2 separate regions of the Homo sapiens genome follow, and region 1 is linked to region 2. A link is a loop called in an ENCODE intact Hi-C map of the cell type or tissue named here. Cell type or tissue: B cell. All regions are shown on one strand. Each heading gives the region's core, and the rest is flanking DNA. Links, peaks and the distances in the headings are about the cores only.

What was found. Peaks named below come from ENCODE experiments on the same cell type or tissue, not always from the same donor. Only the 100,000 strongest peaks of a DNase experiment are listed, where the experiment ranks them.
Region 1: a loop joins it to region 2, with 15 times the contacts of the local background. A loop is called at or near these places in 10 of 110 quality-filtered maps.

What each region holds. Positions count from the first base shown.
Region 1 is chr1:161,738,787-161,743,515 of GRCh38, reverse strand. No RefSeq gene overlaps it. Among named protein-coding and RNA genes, the nearest start is that of DUSP12, 8.6 kb to the left of the region's middle. RefSeq lists an enhancer at 4,309-4,518. In B cell, for the core only: CTCF peaks have their summits at 1,633 and 1,838 (motif pointing right); DNase peaks (open chromatin) are centred at 1,875 and 2,365; H3K4me3 peaks cover 1,286 bases; H3K27ac peaks cover 1,294 bases.
Region 2 is chr1:161,224,115-161,228,620 of GRCh38, reverse strand. It overlaps TOMM40L (translocase of outer mitochondrial membrane 40 like), which reads right to left and starts at 2,561. Exons shown (of 10, transcript NM_032174.6): 1 at 2,485-2,561; 2 at 2,017-2,266; 3 at 1,666-1,733; 4 at 1,271-1,363; 5 at 884-985; 6 at 632-737; 7 at 313-435; 8 at 117-193. The coding sequence starts at 2,131. It overlaps MIR5187 (microRNA 5187), which reads right to left and starts at 1,435; the gene lies at 1,360-1,435. RefSeq lists enhancers at 822-1,001, 2,516-2,585, 3,046-3,155. In B cell, for the core only: CTCF peaks have their summits at 882 and 1,083 (motif pointing left); DNase peaks (open chromatin) are centred at 1,040 and 1,920; H3K4me3 peaks cover 1,120 bases; H3K27ac peaks cover 259 bases.

The DNA.
Region 1 (4,729 bases), core at 736-3,235, 510 kb before region 2:
GGTCTGTCTTCGGGAGGACTGGCCCTTGACCAACTCCTCATGCCACACTATATCAGTTTGACTAGATATGCTAACAGCGTGACTATGGTAAAGCCTGTTTCCGTATGCCTGAGGCCCTGGGCCATGCTGTATCAGTTTGACCTCCGGGAGGCTGGAAATTGAGTAGGTAAGGTCAGTCATGCAGGTGACGCATGCCCATGCAACTGGCCCGCAATAAAAACCCAAGGCTTGGGTGAGCTTCCTGCTCGGCAATACTTCACACATGTTGCCATGCATCATTGCTGGGAAAATTAAGCACATCTCTGTACAAATTCTTCTGGGAGGCCATACCTGGAAGCTTGCACCTGGTTTCTCTTGAACTTCACCCCTGGGCCTTTTCCCTTCGCTGAATTTTAATCTGTATCCTTTCACTCTAATAAACCATAACTTTGTATATCAGCTTTTCTGAGTTCTGTGAATCCTCCTAGTAAATCAGTGAGCCTGAGGGAGCCTGAGGGAGCCTGAGGATGATCTTGGTGACTGCCGATACAGCATCCACTGTCTATAATATTGAATAACTGGAGACATCTAAATGACTACAAGTAATAGATTGGTTAAATGGGTTGTTTTATCAATTCAGTGAAATACTAGGCAACTACTAAGAAATATAACAAAGAGGGATGTGGTAGCTATATCAGAAAGTTTTTTAAAATAATATTTTTTTATTTTGTGGGTACATACTAGGTGTATATATTTATGGGGTACATGAGATGTTTTGATATAGGCGTGCAATGTGTAATAATCACATTACAGAAAATGGGGTATCCATCCCCTCAAGCATTTATCCTTTGTGCTACAATCCAATTACACCCTTTTACTTATTTTTAAATGTAAAATTATATTATTATTGAGTATAGTCATCCTGTTGTGCTATCAAATACTAGGCCTTATTCTATTTCTTTTTCTTTTGGTAACAATTAATCATCCTCACCTCCTCCCTAACCGCCAGCTACCCTTCCCAGCCTCTGGTAACCATCCTTCTACTCTCTATCTCCATAAGTTCAATTGTTTTGATTTTTAGATCCCATAAATAAGTAAGAACGTGCGATGTTTGTCTTTCTCTACCTGGCTTATTTCACTCACATAATGATCCACAGTTCCATCTATGTTGTTGCTAGTGACTGAATCTAATTCTTTCTATGGCTGAGTAGTACTCTATCACATGAGTACCACATTTTCTTTATCCATTCATCTGTCGATGGACACATAGGTTGCTTCCATATCTTGGCTACTGTGAATAGTGCTGCAGCAAACACGGAAGTGCAGATATCTCTTTGACATACTGATTTCCTTTCTTTGGGGTATATACCTAGCAGTGGGATTGCTGGATTGTATGGTTATATCATAAAGTTTTAAAAAGCTGGTTTACAAGTAGAAATGTCTGAGCACATTTACTTTAAAAATACATATATGTATGCACATATATGAAAAATGTTGAAAGATAGATGGTATATAAAACCATTAACTAGTTATTTATGGGAGTGGGCATTATGAGAGAGACTTACATGAAATGCATTATGTACTTCTTCTTATATAGTTTTTATTTATCTATTTCAACTAGTATTATTAAAATTCTTCACCATGAAGAATAATAGATATTTATATTCTGGAAAAGAGGTGAAACGTAAGGGTTCATTTACTGACATTTTATTATGGTATCCTTAGAAGTGAGATTTCCCTTCTCAATTCCCTAAAATTACTGCATAAGTTCCTTCAAGGATAGGGGCAGGAGACACATCTCGATTGTTACTGAATGCCCGCAGAGGCTGGCTCAGTATATATCTAACTGGGAGTGAATTTAACAGCTTCTGTATTTAGGATTTTAGCCACTAGGGGGCATTATTTGCCTTTTGGTAAAATACGTTTTCTCTGCACTTGTCTTGAAAAAAGGAAAAATGAATATGGAAGCCCTGTAAGAGCATAATCAGGATGTTAGGCCCAAGGAAGGAAATGCTATCTTTAGAGAGGGAGCTGGGTTGCTTTCCCGTCAAGGAAAGGAGAAGAGGCTCTCTGTTTTAGGATTAGTAGATACACACAAACACACACACACACACACACACACACACACACACACAGCCACAATTTGTTTTTATCACCATTAAAACTGCAATCTTGATGAATATTGAGTAAGCAAAAATTTCTTATAAATGCTAAGAGATCGTCAAGTGTGCGATGGCTTGCTTTTTTGAGAAGGCACCCATTTTATGTAACAAGGCTGACCGCATGCGGATACACATGACCCCAGTCTTCTTACTCTAGTTGTTTCTCAAAACTTGTGGGCTTCTAGAGCATAGTCACAGTTGTGATTTATAATTATCATCTATAGAACATTTACTATAAGTGCAGATCTCTGCTGAGCAGTCACAGAGAAATTTCCCTTCTTTTGTCTCATCACCTCCTCATCATGGTCCAAATACAAGTTCCTCTTTCTATTAATATTTCCAGCATTGCCACCAGTGCCCTCCTGCATCCGTGAGTTATCAGTAACTGTTTGTCAATTTTTACAATTATGTTCTTAATGCGACTTAAGATCTAGGACAGATGTGAAAATATACTTTGAGGCTCCCAAATAACAATGTCGAACAAAAATATAAATGGAAGAATAATAACATGATTCTATAGAAGGTAGGTACCTAGGACGTGATGAGTTCAAATTTAGCACTGTCTTTGAGGCACATAGTCTGAGGCCAGAGAAAACCTAGAAGTGAATCCCAAGCTGCATCTGGGCCTGCTACTTACTAATAGGTAATCGTGTACTCTTAAAAAGTTATTTGATTTCCCAAGTCTCAGCTCCTTAATATGTAAAATAGGAATAAGTATAGGCACATTGCAGAGCCGTAGTAAGAATGGACAACATATCTCATTAGTGCGATAAAGAAATTCTAAGTTAAACCACTGCACTAGAGGCAGTTCAGAGAGGATGCAGAACAGGAGAGGCTGGAGCTATGGTGAAGAAGTGGCCTGGAGAAATGGCTATGGGTGACTGGTGAGAAAAGCTGTTGGGCAGAGATAAATCACTACACAACCAGTCCAGGAATTCAATGGCCATGAGAACTTAGAGAAAAGTAGATCTTAATCATCTACCCTGCCACAACCACATCCCTAAGTCTGCATATTCATTTAGAGGCTCGTCTTTGTAAAGATGTGTCCTCCTTCTGTAGCACCTATTATCAAGATTCTGAGGCAATAACTTCAGCTCTACAGAACCCTAGGACCAGCGATAATGGATTGGTAGTTGAAGCCCTCTCACTGCGTAGGAATAACTTGGCCAACTGAGCAAATAACTCTTCCTGCCCAACTTCCGACCCTCCCCACCCAACCCAACATTAGCACATCCATCACATTGTTTATCTGTCCTTCTGAGAAATGCTGGGGCAGGAACCGGTTCGTGACATTTGGGCCATGCTCTCAGTTCCTTTTTTGATTCAAGAAGAAATTGGTAAACAGAGAGTCAGATGAGTGGGGCAAGGGAGACCACAGATGTTCCCCATTCCACATCAGGGTTTGCTGAGTGACACTTTGCACAAACCCTCTCCCTCCATTCTTCCCCGGACAGACAAAATGCAGAGAATGGCCATGGGTCCCGTCACAACCTTGGAGAGCTTTTGCTGCCTGCACTTAGGCCAGTGTGTTATAGTGGAAAGAGCTCTGGACTTGCATGCACAAACCCTAGATTTAAATTTTGGTTCTGTCACGTAGTAGTTAAATAACTTTGGCCCAGCCAGTTAAGCTCTCTGAACTTCTGTGCCCCTATCCAAAAAAAGTTAAGGCCAATAATGCCTTCTCTAATATTCCCTAAAGGATTTTTGAACTAGAAAAATCAGAAGTCCTGTAAACTTTAGGTTAGTCCACAGATTATTTCCAAATCCTTTAAGATGTCATGCCAACAAACATATCTCCTTACCACCAAATATATCCCCTTCTTTCTCCCAGATGTCTCAAACCATACGTTCAATTGACAGTACAAACAAAATACTTTGGCGGCTGGGACAAAGAAATAATTCATTTTAGCTGGAGGAAGCTGGGAAAAATTCTTAGAATAGGTGACTTTAAGCTGGGTCTTTCCCACGGGTGAAAGAAATGAGGGATAAGGGCCTGGAAAGGGTGGTAGAAAGAGCGATGAGGCAAAGGTGGCAGAGACATGAAGGCTAAGACACTTGAAGTTGTTTTATTCAATGTGCCTGGCATGTCTAGGCAAAAAGGAGAATTAGTTTTGAGACTTTGCAAGCTGTCTTGGAACATGTGTTCAGTCACCCTGGCCACATCCGCCCTTATGGTGGCCACAGAGTCGCAGTGCTGTCATAGGCCAGGGCTCCTGCAGTCTCGTGTCCTTGTCCCTCACAGGCTTCATGTTCACAGCCCTCTCACAGAGGATCTCAAATCCCCTTACTGGGGCTACAGGGGTACTCCATGGGCAAGTCCCACCTGCTTCTATACCTTCAGGCTATCAAACCTTAAGGCTGCCTCCAATCCAAAATGATATTCTCAGGGCAGATGACTGCAGGAAGGGCTTGTAAATGCTCCTAAAAAGAAGCAGTGTCCACTAGGTGCCAGCATGAGCTTACCAAGAATGGTCTTGCCCTGATAGTCTGTTTTTTTGGTTTTCTTTTTTTTTTTTTTTGACAGGATGAGTAGACAGGCAGATTAGGGAAATGTTCATATACTGGGTACTTCCCTAGGCTTCTGGACA
Region 2 (4,506 bases), core at 1-2,500:
AATATATACACAGCGTGGTAGGAAGAAAAATAGGTCAGCAGGGCGATAGAGGTCCAGATGAACAGAAGTTCATGACTGACTTGCTGACAAGGAGGGAATGAGATCAGAGGTCTCACCTGTTCATTTGCCCTGTGGTAGTAACTTGCATGGGCCCCGCCTGATCCCACATTCAATGTAGCTACCCAGTGTACAGCTGTAAAATCCAAAGTACAGAGGGGAAGGAGTGTTAACTGTAGTATGACACAGGCCAGGAACCCCAGAAAAGTCCAGAATTGCCCCCCACCACCACCACTACTTCACTTCGCCCCATACCCGAGTACTTCCCAGCCAGTGTCAAGATGGCCCCCTCTTCGCCTGGCCGCCGGTGATAAACTAGCTCTCCTCCCAGCACCAGCCGATGAGTGAGGCTCTGCAGGAAGTGAGCAACCATGATCACTGTGGGGGAATGGGGAGACATGGAGTCAGTCATAGAGACAATATCCAGACCTGCTCCCTCACTCCCAATAACCGCCACCCCAGCCTGCCCAAGAAGTTCCTTTTCTAAACTCCAAACTGTACAGAAGATGAAGAGGCATAGTAACATTAGCAAATGGGCCGCCAAGATAAAAAGAACCCTGTCCCAGTTCCTCACCCGACTCCCCAATCAGGTCAGGATTTCCTAGGGTCAGAGTGGCTGTGTAGTCATCTCCCCGATACTCGCCATCAAACTGCCATGTCAGGAACTTGGCCTGCTGCGTCTGGGTGGCAAGAGCAAGAAGTAAAATCTCCCTCCCTCTTTATGATCATTATAGACTCTGCTCCTCCTTCCAAGCCCTCAGAGCAGGAAACCCGTGGAGGAGAAAGAGGAAGTGCCTCAGGGGATGGAGGCAGGAACTGTGGTCACCTGGAAGACAGCCTTAGCTCGGAGCCGCTCTGCCAAGAGGAGCAAGACCTGGGCGTTCAGGCTGCCACTGCTGTCCATATCCCCTACCACAGTGGGGAACACCTGTGGAAGGGTGTACACAGTAGTAAGGCTGAGCCGGATGGCACCACTCAGCCTAAACCCAAATATAGAACTTCATTAAGAGTGCACAGCGCCCCCTGGTGGAGTCACAAAGACACACTCTGGGCTCTTCACAGAAAATGTTTCTCTACCCTCTCTCATTCAGAAAAGACACAGAGAATCAGGTTACGGCCCATTCCTCCCCATAACACACACAATTCCTCTTCCTCCAGACCTGGGTCCCAGATTGGTTTTTAGGGAGATGACCCAGGTGTGTGGAGCCCTCACCTCAGTGGGACTGAGCTGCCAATCCCCTGCATAGGCCGCATGGAGGTGATATCCCGGCAAGCCCAGGGCACTCATGTGTATAGTGTGCGCCACCTGAGGAAAAGAGGATTCAGTGGAGAAAAGCGCATTCCTGCTCCACTTCAATCCCTCATCCCACCCTTAGTCTTTTCCCCATCCAGAGGGCCTCTCAAGAATCCTAAATATTCCAACATATACAGAGAAGGTCATCGGATTAAAAGCAACAAGTCCCACAGGCACGGAGGTAAAGAGAACCCCACATCCTCCCTCATTTGTCCCACATAGACTGGCTAGGGCTGGAGTACAAAGGAAAGGAGAAGATGATCCAGGGACAGGAAAGGGGGAATAGTAAGGAGGGGCCAGAGAAGTGGGAGCACCTGGAAATGGCTGCTCAGAACCTTGTTGACAACGAGCTTCACTCCCTCCATCTGTGCTGGGAATACATCTGAAGGGGGTAGGGGAAGGGAAGGAATAAGCACAGACAAAGAACCCCTACCCCAAAAGATAGTCTCCCCTTTCAATCCCATAGGGAACACTTTGGAGGAATTAACCTCCTTTCAAGTCCTGCAATGAAATGCTCCACTTCATTTGGGCACCTGATCCTCCCTGAGGCTGCATGACCCAGCTATGATCTCCCCTTTCCTGCTCCCATCGCCGGACATCCGGCATTCAAGACCCTCCACTCCTCTGCCCCTTCATCCTGAGACACCCAAGTGCCAAGTTCTCACCTTTGCATAGACGGTGCAGCTCATCGAAGCTCCCAGGGTTGGGCAGGGGTTCCTCTCGGCGGGGGCTCCGGCGGGGCAAAGTCCCCATTGGTGCCAGGCCCAATGTGTTCCCCATTTTAGTCCAGAGGACTGGGAAGAGCCGAGGTTAGCCTGTGAAAGGACGCTATTGCCCCTTTACCCCCCAACGGGCCCCACCCCCCATTATCCGGCTCCCCAGCCTCAGAAACTTCCACATGGTCCGACGCTACACCTGGAACAGGAAGAGTAGGGAAGGAGAGCACTCATGGAGAGACAACCCTAGGCACACTCCCGCCCCATCTTTGATCTCTCACCCCCACTTGTCACCCTTGTCCTCTCTCCCTTTCTCTGATCCTAGCCCCCACCACAGACTTCACCTAGCTCCCTAGCCTCTCTATTCTTCATTCCCAGGCCCCAAGACCAGGCCCGCAATGGTGCAGTATCCCTTACCATCTCAGACCATCATGCTGCCCCTTTCCCCCCGGCACACCCCGGTCATCTTGATGGGGGCAGCCATCTTGAGTGATGGCAGAACTGCAGCTTCACGCTGCATTCTTAGCGTGGCCGTAAGCGCCATCTTTGAATCTGGCAAAGAAAGCTGTCAAAGACCCAACCCAACCCTGATTGGGCCCCGCCCAATCAATGAAAAAAAAAAAAAAAAAAAAAAGCCTCGCTATTTACCATGGGCCAATGGGAAGGGAGGAAGAAAATGAGTGGCAGGTCTGACGGCCCAAGAGCTTCAACCCTGGAGCTGCAGAGGCGGGCAGGACTTGATTGGTGGCCCCTTAGACTTAAGTGGAAGGCTTTAGATCACTAGGCCTCTCCAAGGTCGGAAAAAAACTTGTGAGCGTACAAGACACTAGAGGGAGCATCTTGTAGCTTGGGCCACTGAAGCTCCTTCCACCCATGTAGTTTCATCCATGAGAAAAGTGGAACTACAGCTTGTAGACTGGCATAGTGTGAAGGGTGGCAGAAAGAACGATTATGAAGACTTCTTTGGAACCCTGGTTCATTTCTATCGCTCCCTTCTCTCCAAAGAACCCATGGGAAATCCTCCTCACAGCCCTCCACAGCACACCTCCAAATGAGTACTACTCATTAAGCGCAGCACTCCCTAGAACAGGGACCCACCCTTCTCTTCTGGAGGTCTACATCTCTCGAAGTCCCCGCTCTTGACCACTTGGTGGAATGGAAACGGGTGTGAGAGTTTGGCGCAGAGGAGTAAGTTCTAGCAGAACTATTCGCTGAAACAGCTGCTTTCTGTATTTAACCCTTCCTTCCCTGAGTCCCAAGGCAGAGTTGGCAAATAAAATCTAGGAATATGGAGCCTGGCCCCCAAAGGCACTCCATCCCAGGACCAGGGACAAGCCAAAGGGCTGACCTCAAGCACTAAGCGCTCCACAGGGGAATAATTGAAAATGGAGTAAGAGTTCTTGGTCTTGGAGGGTGAAGGGTGGGAGGAGGGAGAAGATCAGGAAAAATAACTAATGGATATTAGGCTTAATACCTGGGTGATGAAATAATCTGTACAACAAATCCCCATGACACAAGTTTACGTGTGTAACAAACTTGCATATATAGGCCAGGGGCGGTGGCTGATGCCTGTAATCCTAGCACTTTGGGAGGCCGAGGCGGGCAGATCACCTGAGGTCGGGAGTTCAAGACCAGCCTGACCAACATGGGGAAACCCCGTCTCTACTAAAAGTACAAAATTACCCGGGCGTGGTGGCGCATGTCTGTAATCCCAGCTACTTGGGATGCTGAGGCAGGAGAATCCTTGAACCCGGGAGGTGGAGGTTGCAGTGAGCCGAGATCATGCCATTACGCTCCAGCCTGAGCAACAAGAGCAAAACTCCGTCTCAGGAAAACAAACAAAAAAACCTGCACATATACTTCTGAATTTAAAACAAAAGTTAAAAAACAAAGATTTCTTGGTCTCTGGTCACTACCTCCCTCATCAGCTTTGCGCCTCCACTGTCACCCTCAGGAATGTTCCACATACTCAGCGAGTATGCTTGGGGGGCAAAAGGGTGAAAGATACAAAAGCTTCTGATATCTATTTAACTGATTTCACCCAAATGCTTTGAACCTGGGAATGTACCTCTCCCCCTCCCCCACCCCCAACAGGAGTGAGACAAGGGCCAGGGCTATTGCCCCTGCTGACTCAATATTGGCTAATCACTGCCTAGAACTGATAAGGTGATCAAATGACCAGGTGCCTTCAACCTTTACCCTGGTAGAAGCCTCTTATTCACCTCTTTTCCTGCCAGAGCCCTCCATTGGGAGGGGACGGGCGGAAGCTGTTTTCTGAATTTGTTTTACTGGGGGTAGGGTATGTTCAGTGATCAGCATCCAGGTCATTCTGGGCTCTCCTGTTTTCTCCCCGTCTCATTACACATTAACTCAAAAACGGACAAGATCATTTACACTTGCCCTCTTACCCGACCCTCATTCCCCTAACCCCCATAGCCC